Linked DNA regions of Homo sapiens: region 1 is linked to region 2. Evidence: read pairs that join two places in POLR2A ChIA-PET (ENCODE). Cell type or tissue: Caco-2. All regions are shown on one strand.

Evidence for each region. ChIA-PET counts read pairs that join two places held together with the same protein. Peaks named below come from ENCODE experiments on the same cell type or tissue, not always from the same donor. Only the 100,000 strongest peaks of a DNase experiment are listed, where the experiment ranks them.
Region 1: POLR2A ChIA-PET joins it to region 2 with 6 read pairs; 10 of 35 experiments call an interaction of 5 or more read pairs at or near these places.

Annotation. Positions count from the first base shown.
Region 1 is chr6:37,705,444-37,713,443 of GRCh38, reverse strand. No RefSeq gene overlaps it. Among named protein-coding and RNA genes, the nearest start is that of MDGA1, 12 kb to the right of the region's middle. RefSeq lists a silencer at 7,609-7,868. In Caco-2, no CTCF peak of the experiment used is centred here; no DNase peak of the experiment used is centred here.
Region 2 is chr6:37,550,054-37,558,053 of GRCh38, reverse strand. It overlaps MIR4462 (microRNA 4462), which reads left to right and starts at 2,632; the gene lies at 2,632-2,689. RefSeq lists enhancers at 726-935, 1,146-1,245, 1,356-1,405, 1,956-2,045, 3,672-4,172 and 2 more and a silencer at 4,027-4,321. In Caco-2, no CTCF peak of the experiment used is centred here; DNase peaks (open chromatin) are centred at 3,373 and 4,173.

The sequences.
Region 1 (8,000 bases), 160 kb before region 2:
GGAAAGGAAGAGCCCAAGGTTAGGTTCCAGGCGTCTGCCCGGGTGATGAGAGAATGACGAGCCATTCACCAAGATGAGAAACATGGGAGAAGGAATGGGGTTTTGTGGTTTTTTTTTGTTGTTGTTGTTGTCTTGTTTTGTTTCTGAGATGGAGTCTTGCTCTGTTGCCCAGGCTGGAGTGCAGTGGCGCAATCTCAGTTTACTGCAAACTCTACCTCCTGGGTTCAAGCGATTCTCCTGCCTCAGCCTCTTGAGTAGCTGGGATTACAGGCATCCGCCACCACGCCCGGCTAATTTTTTGTACTTTTAGTAGAAACGGGGTTTCACCATGTTGGCCAGACTGGTCTCGAACTCTTGACCTCAGGTGATCCTCCTGCCTCAGCCTCCCAAAGTGCTGAGATTACAGGAGTGAGCTACTGTGCCCAGCCAGGGTTGTGTTTTAAGCAGATAGCTGGGCAGCCTCAGGGGGCTCAGCCAGAATATACAGCTCATCATCGCCAACAATTACCAAGTGCAGGCAGCACTCCTGGCCCTGGGCTAAGGGCTTACCTCACTGGATGTGGTGAAGATTCAAGAGTTAATACTTGTAATTGGTGTAGAATAGTGCCTCTCACAAAATAAGCACTCTGGAAGAATTTGCTCTTATGTTTACTACTGTTAGCCTTGTTTTACAGACAAGCAAACTGGGGCACAGAGAGGTGATGTAACCTGCTTAAGGTCACACAGCTAAGAAGCTGGCAGTCAGACTCCAGAGAAATGCTCCTGGCCCCACGCCACACTGTCTGCAGGTCACTGAGTGGTAATCAGAACCATGGGATGGATGAGCTCATGAGGGGGCAGTGTGACAAGGATAAAAGCAGGGGCCAAGGTTCTGGGCCAACTAGGGAGACCCTGGAGCTCACAGTGAACTTGTTCACCACAGAAACGGTGCTGAGGGTCCTTTGCTGGAAAGTGGGGATAAACATAGCACCTCTTAAAGGGCTGTGATGAGGGTGGAGGGAGATAATGCTGCACATGGAACCCGTAAAGCTTAGTTATTAGGATTAGTGGTGCTTGTGTTTGCATCTCCAGTCACTCGGAACCTCAGTTTCCTCCTCTATAGACTGGAGACCCTAATGACATCCCAGGGTTCCCACGATTACATGAGCGAATACGTGACTGCCCTTTGAGGACTGTGGAGTGTTCTACAAAGGTGGTGTATAGTCGTCCTCCAGCAATGGATTGGTAAAGGAGAGTGGGAGCCTGCCTTGAACTGGTGGACAGCTCAGGCCCTCATCAGGCAATTGGGTGAGGTTGGCAGGGTGGCTGGGAGGATGCGGGCCAGGCCTGGGCTGGCACCAGCTCACCAGGCCTGGGAGGAGTGATTGAGGCTGATAGACTGAGGCCTCCCCCATGCCTCTCCTATCTCAAGTTGAACAGTGTGGCATTCAATGCTGCTGCATCCTGGATGTACTCTTGCCTCTGCATGTGTGTGTGTATATATGTGTGGACATGCACACATAGGGGGAGCCCCTAACTTCCAGAGTCAGGAGGTGGCAGGTATGAAGTTTTCGTTGGGAAACCTGCTTCTTGAATGAATTCTATCCTGACCTCCTCTGACATTCAGTAAATGTAGTTGGAGTCCTTTAGAGCATTTGGTCTGTTTGGGTGTCTGTCCTGATATCTGTAAGCCAAGCCTGTGCATGTAGGTCTGTAGGGGCCGAGTAACAGTGCCAGTGAGCCCCACAGGGAGTGATGACAGGATGACTGTCGTCGCCAGGTTGCCGTGGTTATATACCGTGGCATATGCTGGTGGTGCCAATGGTGATGGTGTTGAGGGTGGGTCAATGGTGGCCTCTTGGCTGCCCCTTTCACACACTGCAGCCATTTTTCCTGCAGGTCGGGCCTTTCCTTGAGAAGGAATGGTGATGAGGGGGAGGCTGGGAGGAGAAGCAAGGAAGAGGAGAGGCATCCTTATCTCTCAGTACCTGGTGTTCTAACAGCAGCCCCTCCCTGACAGCCCAGCTTTTGCAATATCACTTTTTTCCTCCGGAGAGCAGTTCACTTTTGCTGGTATGATCAGGAAGGTAACAAGTGGGGAAAACTCCCTCCTACAGCATTTTAATCTAGGTGGGGTGAACACGCTCTGCCTGGCCTCCCTCCAGACCTTTGCTTAAATTGTCCCCACCACCTGGAACACCCTCCCTTGAGGCAGACATCTCACCTCAAAGCCTCAGCCTCAAATACGTCTCCTTCATTAAGCCTTCCTAGGTCTCGCATGATAGAACTGATTCCTCTGTTCTTGGTGTGCTCCTAGGTTGCAAAGGCGATTGTGTGGTAGCTGTGGATGGCTTTGAGGCCAACAAATCTGGGTGGGCCAGATTGTGTTACACCATAAATTGGATCAATGTCCTTCTCTGTTTTAGACTGTCAGCCACTATGGTTTGAGTTTGTGTGGCCTGAGACACCAGGGCCTGCTACAGTGGTGTGTTGGTAAGTGTTCAACAACCACCTGTCTGGGGGAAAGGTCTTGCTTTGTAGCCTGAACGTGGAATTGAGAAGAGATGCTGCCAGCTTGTGAGCTGGTACGACTTAGAGTACACAGCTGCTGATTCATCTCTCTGAACCATAAATGTTAACATCAGCTAGTGCCTAGCACATAGTAGGCCCTCAATGCATGTTTGAATGAATAAATGATTATATAAATGAATGAATGAGGCATTGGGTGGGTAGGTAAAATTCAATTAAGTGGCTAGAGCAGTGGTGATTCATGGCTGGCTTCGGGGTGGCGGGGGCAGGAGAGAGGGGGTTATATCTGTTGGGCAGAGGCATTGGTGGCCGGCACCAGGCAGATCCAAGATGTCACAGCCCACCACCCAGAAGGTCCTCCTGCCTCCCCTAGGCTTCCCCCAATGCCAAGGCTGCTTCACATTCTCTCATAAATAACCTGTAATGCTGCTGAATGCAGTTTTCTTGTTGGGGGTTTTGTTTCTTCAATCATGACAAAAGCCACACTAATGAGTTATTGGAAAAACCAAGCCCTGCTCCAGGCCAAATAGGCTGGGTGAGCACAGAGAGGGAGGTGCTGAGCATGGCAGCCAAGGCTGGGCAGGAGGTTTAGTGAGTCTCTGAAGAGAGCTGTCACGCAAGAGGGGATTTAAAGCACCCCAATAGCTTACAAGTGCCCAGGGCTTTACAGTTGGCACAGACTCTCTCCAGGAATCCTCCACAGCCTGGCTGGGTGGGTGTCATTAACATCCCGCTCCTCCAGGGGTTTCCACCTCAGGGCCTTTGTACCTTCTGCTCCCTCTGTCTAAAACGCCCTTGCCTCCAGCTATTCATCTGTCTCCCTACTCACTTCACTTGGCTTCCCAGAGAGACCTTCCCTGTCTACCCTGCCTAAAGTGATATCATCCCTCATTCTCCACCCCCTTGCCCTAGTATCATTTTGTTTTCCTGGCATCCATCATCACCTGATGTCTTGGGTTAGATTTTCCCAGAAGCAGGCCCTAAGACAAGGATTGCAGGGCAGGTGGTATTTGGTGACTCCAAGAAACACCCATAGGAGAATGGGGGAAGTGAAACAGGGGAGGGAACGCAGCCCATAAGGGGTGCAATATTTATCCAGTTACCACTGTGGGGAGCTGGAGCTCGGTCTCACTGGGGAACTCTGGGGGACAGTGTAGGGCATGCCCTCTGGGACATCCTGCCTGAGGGGTGAGGGAGCTGGTATTTATGCGGCTCCTGTGAGTCACTCTCTGAGGGCTGCTCCTGGGGACCTCAGGGGCCCTGGCCCTTTTGGCTGCTATGTGGGCAGGCAAAGAAGGTCTTGGGCAGAGACATATAGTGATCCTCCCATTTTCCCATTTAATCCCTCTAACAGCCCTATGAGGTGGGCACTATTTTTTTTTTTTTTTTTGAGACAGGGTCTCACTCTGTTGCCCAGGCTGGAATGCAGCAGTGCAATCACAGCTCACTGCAGCCTCAAACCCCCAGGCTCAAGGGGTCCTCCCAAAATCAACTCCAGCCTGGGCAACACAGGGAGACCCCATCTCTACAGAAAATTTTAAAAAGTAGCCAGGTGTGGTGGCATGCACCTGTGGTCCCAGCTATTTGAAAGGCTGAGGTGGGAGGATCACTTGAGTCCAGGAATTTGAGGCTGCAGTGAGCTGGGATCTTGCTGCTGCACTCCAGCCTGGGTGACAGAGCAAACTTGTCTCAAAGAAAAAGAAAAAAGAAAAGAAACTGAGGCACAGAGAGGGTCCTCAGGGTCATGATGCTGTTTAGTAGCAGGTTGGTACTTATTACTGTTTAATGTTCTTTCCCGTGTTTCATTCCCCACGGTCTGTGCAAATGAACATGTGAGCGTGTGGGAGAGAATCTGTATGTGTGTTCTTCATTTGCTCATTTGTTCATCATGCAGAGCTCAGGGACCTGTTGTCCTCTATAGATAGAATATAAACTGTATAAATAATGTAAATATCATCTCGATTATGTAAAAACCTGCATATAGAATAAAGATGGAAAGGACAGATAATACCATTTTAATGATTACCGTGGGTGATGGGATTATAGGTGATTTACATTTCTGTCGTTATATGTTTCTGTTTCTCTCCAGTTTTCTACAAGCAGCATGTATTATTTTTACAATCAGAAATAAATGTTATTTTCAAATATGGTTTTTTTAAAATTAAGTTCCTTTTGTGTTTCCCCTGCAGCTTCCTCGCTGTGCCAGGCAGTCAGGCCTCACCTGGGGTTTGGCCTTGCCTGGCCAGACCTCCAGGAGGCCTCCTGTGTGTGCTGCTCAGCTCAGACCCCTTCATCCAGAGGCCCTTAGATCCCTCTGCACTGGAGTGGGTTTGAATTTACTCTGCAACATCTGCATGCAATAAATGTCATGCTGTGTTTTTTTTTTTGAAGTCACATAAATTCTGATTCCAAATCTCCAATTGCCACAGTGCTGAGAAATCAGCCTTAGTTATGTTCAGGGGGATTCTCTAGGGTCACAGAAGAATCTGGGACCCAGGAAAAGAGGCCCTGTGCCTTGTGGTTGCCATGGTAGTTGACTCCTGTTGCTGTGGCTCCTGAACCCTGGGTCAGGCCTCAGGCAGGCCCTGCTGCCCTGGACACACTCTGAGAGGTCTTCACAGTAGCTCTCTCGATGACCACAGGAGGACCCCGAAGACCCTCAGGGCCTCAGCACACAAACAACCCCATCTGGCACTGCAGGCCAGAGGAACACAGACAAAGGCCTCATCTCTGTCGCTTCCAGCTTGGGGAGGCCCCATCTCCCTTCTCCTTCCATTTTACTCTCCATCAGGAGACCTCCACCTCCTAAACCTAACTGAGTCGGGACATCCCTCTGCTTTGACGACAAACCCCAAAGCTACTTGAGGCAACCCACCCCGCCCCTGCAACCACCAAAAAAACCAACCAAACAAAAAACCCGACTCAGACTCTGGCTTCAGTTCTTTTCTTGGGATGGAAGATGGAAGGTCGTTATTCCAAGCGCAATGGGAAAACACAAAATAAAATTTCAGCATAGATCCTGGCTACACAACTCATGCCTGAACCTTAATTTAAGGCTTCTCAGGCCTCTCCTTGCCAGGTCAACCAAAGACAGAGAAGCACTTACGTGCCGGGGGAATAGGATGGAGTCAGGGCAGCCCTACCTTCCCCTTTGTAGAATGCGGGTTGGAGATGGGAGGTATTGAAGGGAAGCCCAGGAATTGGAGTCAGAGAGACTCGACATGTGGACCCAAAGTAGATGCTCAGTAAATTCCTCTCGTATGAATAAATCCAATCTTGGGCACAGTCCTTCACATCTCTGAGCCTTACCATCTTTATCTGAAAAATGGGCATCTACTCAGTCAACAACCATTTCTTGATTACCAGGCACCCTTTAAGCTATGCGGGATATAGCAGTGAACATGACAAAGATCCTCCCTGACAGAAGCTCCATTTTGTGGGTAAGACACAATAAACGGGTCATGTCATATCCGCTCTAGTAGGATGGGTTGGTACCCAGCCTCTGTCCCCTCATCCTAACTTCATTGCCCTCAGCTGACTTCTAATTGCCTCCCCACCGCAGCCTCCCAAGTGCTGAGATTACAGGCATGAGCCACTGCACCGGGCCCATCAGTTTCTTAATCTGTACAGTAAGGTTGATGAAACCTCATTTAACCACCTTACAACATTTTCGAGAGGGCCAAATTCGGAAGTCATTTATTGGCTGTAGTGATATCATTAGGTCATGTGGTGGAGAAAAAAGAATGAGGAGCCTCAGCTTCTGGCATTTAATTTGCTGTGTGGCTTTGAGGCAGTTCCTTAGTTTCTCTGGTCTTTAGCTACCCACTTTGTTAAATAAAGGACTGGCTTATGATTCCTAACAAAATAATAATGTTTAGTATGCTTACTATATGCCAGGCACTATGCCTAGCACATTTCATATACATTTTCTCATTTAATCCTTCTAACAGCCCTATGAGGTTGGCACTTTCTTGTTTTGAGACAGGGTCTCACTCTGTTGCCCAGGCTGGAATGCAGTGACTTGATCATGGTTCACTGCAGCCTTGACCTGCTCAAGGGATTCTCCTGCCTCAGCCTCCCACGTAGCTGGCACTACAGGTGCGTGCCACCATGCCTGGCTAGTTTTCTTAAATTTTTGATTCACAGAGATGAGGTGTCCTTATGTTGCCCAGGCTGGTCTTGAACTCCTGGGCTCAAGCAATCCTCCCACCTCAGGCTTCCAAGGTGCTGGGATTACAGGCATGAGGCACCATGCCTGGCCTTGCACCATTCTTATGGAACCTGAGATACAGAGAGGTTAGGTAACCGGCCATGGTCGCTCAGCTAGTAAGCAGTAGTGCTGGGATAAAAATTAAGGACTTCTGAGCACTGCTGTCCAATAAAACTCCTGTGATGAGGGTAATGTTGTATATCTTTGTTGTCCAACACGGTAACCACTAGTGTGACTGTGAGCACTTGAAATGTGGCCAGCGTGACTGAGAAACTGACATAAATATCTACCAGTAGCTATGCCTTGGCCAGCGCAGCTCTAGTGTGCCAGTTTTTGGCCCCACTTCTTCGTGAGACGCAGCACCAAGTAGTGGTGAAGAGTATAGACTCTGACTCTGGAGCCAGATTCTCTAGTTCGATTGAACACAACTTACTAGCTATCTGTGACTGAACCTCTCTGTTCCTCAGTTGCCCCTCTAAAATGAAGATGACAAAGGTGGTCATGAAAGCAAATGGCCTTTATTATGGGCATTTGATGCTTATGAATTGTAGCACGCTCCTTCAGATAAACCTTGGGTTAGAGGATGAAAAGGGGGACAGATGGGCAGGCCGGATCATCCTTTAGTGACTGAGTGGGCCGGTGCCTGGGGATTCCTTCCAAGCCCGTGCCAGGCATGGATCCCAAAGGCCCCCTGGGATGGTGGGCATGGAGGGTCCCCAAGGAGAGCCGGGAGAGCCACGTAATAAGACGAGTTAATCAAAAGGGCAGCGAGTCCCCAGGGCTCACAGCGCTCGTCTCACAGCGAGCATGCGCAGGAGAAGGCCCGATGGCTCCTTCCCCCGCCCCCGTCTCTCTCTGAACCATCCGCAGCGTGGCCTGCAGGAGTGGGGGCCAGAACAAGAGCGACCTGGAGGGTGAGGGGCCAAGACAGGAGTTGGCGGCGGGGGCTTGGGGGTGGGTTGGGAAGAGAAGGAGCGAGGGAAGTGAGGTACAGGGTAGGATGACCCGCCAGCTTGTCCTGGGGTCAGGTCAGACCCGAGGGCGTGGCAGCAGGGCCCCCACGTTGTACTGGGGGGGCGGAGGGGGCGGGCGCCATGTCTGTCGTATCCTATGTGAATGGCGCCCCCTGTAGTTTATGCCACGCAGCGGTCGCGGGTGTGCTGAACGCCTCCAAGTCCACGCCAGATTTCCCGCCCCCCACCCCCTTTTACGTGGATCAAAAAGAGCTAATGGCTAAAGGAAAAAGAATTGGCTGGGAGGGTTAAACAGAAAGGGAGCAAGG
Region 2 (8,000 bases):
TGGCAGAGGATCGGGAGCTTCAAGTTGGGAGAGGGTGGGCTCAGGGGTAGAGAGTGTGCTGAGGACTCAGGGTGATGAGGCAGGGACTGGGAGAGAAGATCAGGGGAGGAAAGCTGCCGCCCACTCTGCCATCAGGTACCAATGACTCAGGGCAGAGTCCATCTGGGGAGGGCCAGCGTGAGAGTCGGGCTAATCCCAGGAAAGTGAATCTGCCACAGAGAGATTTTTATCCGATTTGCCATGGTCTCCCTCCAGGGACTTCATGTTCTGCTAAGACAGAGGCAAAGAGAAAGCTCACCCCTGGAGATGACCTCTTTGAGTCTCTGGCTGTGCTTCTATTCGGAGGAAGACATAGGCGTCTGTGCCACAGCATCCCCTAGGGAGGACCTGGAGCGGGCTGCAGGGAACAGAGCTGAGAAGTCAGGGAGAGGTAGGGAAAGGTCAGGGGAAGCAAGGCAGAGGTTAAGGGAGGCCTTGGGAGAAGGCAGGGTCACAGAAACCATGAAAATGCAGGAGGCCCCAGCCCAGCACCATGGGGAGGCTGCACAAGGAGGCCCACAGAGCCCCCGGAAGACAAAAGCCAGGGTCAGAGAGGATGTGGGGCCGAGGCTAACTGCACTGACGGATGGTAGCTTCTCTTTCCCCGGGTGCTCCTGAGGGAAAGGGGGATTTCTAAAGTCCCATGTGGCTTGGGTCCCCATACACTAATCCACAGAGGATCGTATGACTAAGCAAGACCTCCTGGGCCACCAGAGCGTCCTGTCAGCATCCACTGAGGTGGGGACTGCGCTTGGCACCTGGAAAGAAGGCCCCAGTCTGCCCTGAGCCTGATGGCCAAGATGGTCGCATCTGGCCCACCGTGGAGTCAGGGCAAGGGCCTAGGTCAGAGGGAACGGGACGCCCTCCCTCCAGATCATGAGGCCTGGACAGCCGGACGGGGATCAAGACAGTTGCCAGGGAGGGATGGAAAAAAGAAGAGGTAAAGCCACTGCTGTAAGAGGCTAGCCCCATCTCAGTGGCTCAGCCTGTGAAAGTTCATTTCCTGCTCAGTCACAGTCCAGCGCCAGCACTGCTGTCAGGGTGGCCTCCCCTGGCTCCCTCCCTCCTCTGGCTCTGCCCCCTTGAAGACCTCTGACTTCTCCTTGTGCAGCCGCCAGACAGGGAAAGACCAATTCTTCATCCTTCCATCTGAAAGCAGCACACCACGCCTTGCACAGAGTCCATAGGGGAGAACTAGAAATTCGGCCCCACATATACACAAAGGGTTCTGAAAAATGGGGTTCCTGGCTGGGCAGCTACTTCTCAGCCAGACACTCCACACCGAGGAAAGAGGAGCCTGGATTTGTAACGGACTGTGGGCCAGGTCTGCCTCCGGTACCAGCATCCACTGTATACCTCTTCTGGGCTGGGCTTCTCATCTTTGCAGCCACTGTTGAAAATGAAAGACAGCTATTTTTTATGTTTTATGTTTTTGGGGATAGAGTTTCGCTCTTGTCACCGAGGCTGGAGTGCAGTGGCACAGTCTCAGTTTACTGCAACCTCCGCCTCCCGGGTTCAAGCGATTCTCCTGCGTCAGCCTCCCGAGTAGCTGGGATTACAGGCACTCGCCACCACACCCAGCTAATTTTTGTATTGTTAGTAGAGACGGGGTTTCACCATGTTAGCCAGGATGGTCTCGATCTCTTGACCACGTGATCCACCCGCCTCGGCCTCCCTAAGTGCTGGGATTACAGGTGTGAGCCACCGCGCCCAGCCAGGGCTTTTCTTGATGTTAAAAGTTCTCGAGAAGAAGGAGACTTCCAGGACTTTCCAGGGTCCCATACTCATTTGAGAGTGCTGAGATTACAGGCGTGAGCCACCACGCCAGGCCTAGACCCATTTTACACGTGAGAAACGGAAGAAGCTCAGAGATGTCCAGACTCAGCCGGCGGTGGCACAGCTGGCTGTGAAGCTGGGTGCTCGCAGGCCAAGGCCACGTCACTTTCTCTTCCCAGCTCACCGGGTTGTTTCTCTAGAAAATGCCCGAGAGATGGAGACAGACAAAAAGGAGGAAGTAGGGGCGTGGTGAGGGAGAGAAAGAAAAGACAGGGGAGAGAGGACAAGCCAGAGAGAGGCACAAATGGAAAGAGAAAATCTCAGAGCCTCACAGTAGTGAAGCTTGAGATGAGAAAGAACGGTGACTCCGTCTCCCCACCCACCCCACCTTCTCCTGCAAAAATGACTTGTCTCCCAGGGAGGGCCACTGGGCATCCCCGTTCCACACCCCTGCTGGCTTCAGGGCCAACCCTAGGTCACCTCCCCTGAGCTCCCCCTGCTTGGTCTCACCTCTTTGTGGGAAGGTCTGGCTTTAAATGTGCCCCAGATACCCAAGTTCAAATCCAGCCTCTGCACTTACTACTGACAGACCTTGAGCGATTGAGGAGCTCAGTGAAGATGCGGTGGGTGAATGAAAGCACTTTGTAAACCCCAGCAAGAGATGGTTCTGGGTTGCCTGTTCTCAGGGGCGAGATGGGGAGCAGCTCAGGGAGCATGAAGGGGATGGCGGCGTGAAGCCCTGCTGGCTTCCTGCCCTAGACAGTGCCCCGAGGGAGGGACGGGAAGATATAAATAAGACACGTAAAGGCCTCTGTGCTTCCCAGCTGCCCTAAGTCAGGAGTGGCTTTCCTGACACGGAGGGTGGCTTGGGAAATGAAAAGTGAATGGGTTGCTAAAATGTTTTACTTCCCCGGTGTTGTTGGTGGGGCTTTAATGAGGAGCCATGCATCACTTGGCCCCCTCGCCCCGGCAGATGATAAAGGGCCACCGCTCCCCGCGGGCCTCAGAACAACCCACCACTGCCTGGCTTGTAAATTGTTATGGCCCAATGAAGAGCTTGCCCTTAAATGTCACTCACCCAGGAATTAAGGTGAAGACAGGCACAGGGACTTGCCAGTGGCACGGCCCAAGGTGGGGGCTAGCAGGAGTGGGCCCTGCAGGATGGGGTGAGGGGCAGACTCCTCGGGAAGGGCAGTTGGATACCAGGTCTGGGGTTAATGAAAAGTGCCCCCTGCCCCCTAAGTGATCATTATCTCCAGTAATTATCCTTGCTCCTGGGGGGAAGCAGGGAGGGGCGCACTGAAGAGCTGTCATTAGAATGGACTGGCTAAAGAATCCAGACCTGGCGCACTGGCCTGGGGTCCTCAGCCTCTCTCCCCCTCTCTCTTCCCCATTCCATCTCCCCGCCACCCCACCTGTCTTCCTCCCCACCTCCACCTCTCTCCCCCCTCCCTGCCAATCTTTCTCTCTCAACCCAGTTGCCTGCATGGTTCACAGGTTTCTCTTTGCCCTGTGGACCCCAGGGTAGATTGAGAAGGAATCTTAATGAGTCTGACTCAGGCCGGCATCACGCAGGCTGCCCCGCTGTCTAGCTTCATTTTCTAACTTTGGGGGCACGGAAAGGTCGGCTTCCACCTCTTCCCTGGAGGCCCTTCTCTAGAAGAAGGTAGAACTTCAGGTGCCTTCCAGGAAGAAAGTGAGCTTTAGGTGCTTCCCAAGCGTGACCCTCTTCCCTCTCCTGTAACCTTTTAGCATTGTGGAATAAATCTCACGTCCAGAAAAGGGCATGAAACAAATGTTTCATTAACACATTATTTCAAAGCAGAGTAGCCACCACCTCAGTCACAGACCAGAACCTCACCAGCACCCAGCAGCTTGCGGATCCCTTCCCGTTGACCTTCTCTTCCCCAGAGGTCCCAGGCAGTCGCTTCCTACCTTTCTCTGTGTGTTCCCTCAACAACGTGCTTCAGTTTTCCCTGTTTCTGAACTTTATATAAATAGAGTCCTGCAGGATGCGGTGGCTCATGCCTGTAATCCCAACACTTTAGGGGGCCAAGGTGGGTGGATCACGAGGTCAGGAGTTTGAGACCAGCCTCACCAACACAGTGAAACCCCGTCTCTACTAAAAATACAAAAATTAGCCAGGTGTGGTGGCACGCACCTGTAGTCCCAGCTACTCGTGAGGCTGAGGCAGGAGAATCGCTTGAACCCAGGAGGCGGAGGTTGCAGTGAGCCGAGATTGCACCATTGAACTCCAGCCTGGGAGACAGAGCGAAAAAAAAAAAAAAAAATAGAGTCCCATGTACGCATTCTTTCGTATCTGGCTTCTTTCAGCCAGCCTGGAGGTGTTTGTGTGACTCATCTCTGTGGCTCGGGTAGTCACAGTTCATTCATTCTCATTGTCCTAGAGAGCTTGTCACTGTCTGCATGCTACAGCCCTGCCACCCATCTCCCCAGCCCACATGTCACCAGCTGCAGCATCTTCAAGTTTTGGGGCTCCTGTGCAGGAGGGATGTGACTGATCCTTCCTGCCAGGAAATTCCCCTTAGGTCTAACCTCTTTCTCCCTCACCCACACTTTGCTGGTTTGCTGCCTCTGATGAAGTCAGGGGAGAGGAAAGATACAGCAAAAATAACACATCAATAGCATTTGCAAGGCATTTTTCAAGTATGAAGCACTTCTTAATACACTAATTAAGTGAGATGGTCATTATCATCCTGTTCTAAGCATTTTATATTTTTAACTCATTTAACCCTCAGAACCACCTTTGAAGTAGGTGCTATTATTATCCCTATTTTATAGACATGGGAACTGAGAAGTTAAAGAATTTGTCCAAGGTAGGGTTGCCAGATAAAATACAGAATGAGCAGTTACATTTGAATTTCAGATAAGCAAGGAATTTTTTAAAGCATAAATATATCCCAAACACTGCATATTAAATTCAAATGGGCATCTTATATTTTTGACTTCCTGAATCTAGCAACCCTAGTCCAAGGTCACAGTGCAAGTAACAGTAAAGCCAAGATTCAGACCCCAGCTCCTACCCCACAGCCTTGTGCCCTTAGCCACTGCTCTCCTGTTACAGTGGGACCACACTAAGGCCCTGGCGTCCAGGGAGAAAAGCAGATGCATTTGAAACTGTTGAGTAAATCAAACAAGCAAGGCTAGGAAACAGATTTGCTATGGAGGCTAAAGGAGAGGGAGGAATTAAGAAAGGAGTTCAGGCCGGGCACAGTGGCTCACGCCTGTAATCCCAGCACTTTGGGAGGCCGAGGCAGGTGGATCACCCGAAGTTGGGAGTTTGAGACCACCCTGACCAACATGGAGAAACCCCATCTCTACTAAAAATACAAAAATTAGCCGGGCATAGTGGCGCATGCCTGTAATCCCAGCTACTCGGGAGGCTGAGGCAGGAGAATCACTTGAACCTTGGAGGTGGAAGTTGCCGTGAGCCGAGATCGTGCCATTGCACTCCAGCCTGGGCAACAAGAGTGAAACTCTGTCAGAAAGGAAGGAAGGAAGGAAGGGAGGGAGGGAGGGAGGGAGGGATGGAGGGAGGGAGGGAAGAGAGGTCAGTTTCTGGCTCCAGTAGGCAAGATTCAGACAGGAGGCTTCTTGCTAGGAATCGCCCAGCTCAGAGGAGACAGGGCATCTCCCAAGGCTGGGTCACCTGGGGGCTGGTGGCCAACCCCTCCAATCCTCATTCTCCATCTGGTCTGAAGGGATTTGGCTCAGCCCTGCCTGGCTCAGATACTTCAATCCTTCCATTTCTCACATGGCCCCAATCTCCAGCCTCAAAATTCATAAACAAACCACCTCATCCAACTGCTAGGCTCTCACCAGGGCCTGCCCTCTACCCTCCGTGGGCCCTGTGCCAGGGCGAATTGCCCTCTTTGGATGGGATGCAACCGAAAAGCCTCCCAACTGTAAAAATCACAAAATGTTTGGGATGGTGTCAGAGGCTGCAAATGTGGATACGTGCTTTTATTTTGCATAGAATAATGCATTTAATTACTTCTTCCAGGGGAAGCCTGTTTGGAAGATAGTTGAAGGCAATGCTAATAATAGCACTTTGCACCGAGGGCCTCAAACGTAGAGGAAGAGCCATGAGAGCATTTCATTTCTGTTCCTGAGAACTTGAAAGCTCCTGCAAACACTTGCGCCTTCTTCCTCAAGAGGCAGAGGGAAATGTGAAGAAAATGCTGCGGGTTTTCGCTTTTAACTCGCTGTTTTGATCCTCTGCAGCCGCTAGGATATCGGACTCCCAGAGAGACTGGGCGGGGTAGAGGGTGGTTATTGTCTGGTGGAAAGAGTGTGGAACTGGGGGACACAACTTTTCTTCTCCTTCCTTCTACCATACCCCAAAGGGCAGGGCCAGAGGGAGCCCCCCAAAAATGCCTGCCCTGGCTGAGGCTGTTTTATGCACAGAGCACTGCACAGTGAATCAGGATAATCTATTTTGCCAATTTGGTAAATTATGCTCCTTCTCTGGCCTTGGTCCTGCCCTAGGGTGTTAGGCAAATTGCTTAACTGCCCCGAGCCTTGTGTTCCTCATCTGTAAAATGGGCTCATAATGATACCTGCATAGAGGCATGCTATGAGGGTTAGATGAGTCAGATCATATGAATGGGCTTAGAACAGCGTCTGACCCACAGGAAGAGCTCCATAACAATAACAATTATTAGTTTCTGAGCAATGAGGAGTTTTGAACCAGATCAGGGACCAAGGAGATAAGGGTGCGAAGGGTGTAAGGAGACCTGGTGTGAGGCTTTAGGGAGCAGAGCCAGCTGTGGAACCCGGAGACAGCAGCCTGTGTAAACAAATTCAAATGTAAATTCTAAAAATGCTCTGCAAGCCAAACACAGTGGGTCTGTGGAGTGTGCAGAGCTCTGGGACCAGCAGTTTCAATGGGCTGAGCTTTATGGCTCCTTCTACCATGACAAATCTCTGTTATTTAAGTTCAGGCTCTACCACTCAAATATGGAACCAGCAGTGCCTTAGAGCCCTTCAAGTCCAACCAACCCCTTCACCCATTCTACAGGTGAGGAAACTGAGACCCATAGAGGGGAAGTGGCTGTTCCCCATGCAGGGCACTGTCCCACACGGCCTCCTAGCTTGCTGCTGTGTGCTCTTGGGGAAGTGGCTCCGGGCTGAGTTTTGCCTTTGCTTTGCACCCCTCCGGGCTGGGTTTTGCCTTTCCCAGAGAAGGAAGACCTTGGATTGGATGCCAACAAAATGTGGTGAAATAAGGATGAGTTTAGGAGCCAGAGAGGCCTGGATTTAAATCGTGGCTAAAACCTGGGCAGGATCTCTAGCCCCCAAGCCTTATCCCCATCGCCTCTATAGGGCTTGGTCTGTGGAGATATCAATACTTTAAGTTGCTTTACTTGGAGAAAGTCATTTATTCCTGGGAAGTGAGTCCTATTATTATCCCCAATTTACTGACAAGGCAACTGAGGCCCACAAAGGTCAAGTAACTTGCCCAAGGTCATGCATCGTGCAGGGTTGTCTATGGAAAGTATTCAGTGTCCGTTGTGTAGCCCAGTGCCCAGCACATAGCGTGCCAGGCACTCAGCATCAGCCCCATTGCCAATCCAGTCAGTGACTTCTAGGATGATGTCATCACAGCCAACACTCCCAGGAACCAGGAGACCTTTCACACACTGCATGGCTGTAGAATTAATAAAGTGTTGTAACCAAAGATTGGAAAAGAGACTAGGGGACTCGGCTCCTGGAGTGGAACTATTAAAAAAGAAAGAAGGCGCTCAGCTCCGCTACAGAGGAGTAAGAATAGGGCCCAGGCCTCCTCTTAGATGCTGGGCAAACACCAGGCGAGGGAGCATCCCTAACCAGCTCAATGTGTCTGCTGTTGGCCATAAAGATGGGGCTTATTAGCGCTATGGTGCTGGGAGAACCGAGGAGTAACAAAACAGCCTCTTTGGAGGGGGTAAAGAGGCAGGTTTATTACCCTCAGCAACGAGGGATGCTCAGGACCACAACCAGTCTCTCCTGATGAGGAGCCACAGCCCACCCCACTGGGACGCGGGGCCACCCCTACCCCACAGTCTCTGGACCTTTGCTCTCACCCGACTCCCCTGGCAGGAGCCAGAACGAGCTCCCTGACCTGTGCAGTCCTCCACCCTCGCCCATCCAGGCACAGCTGCTCCCTGCTTCCTCCTTGGTTT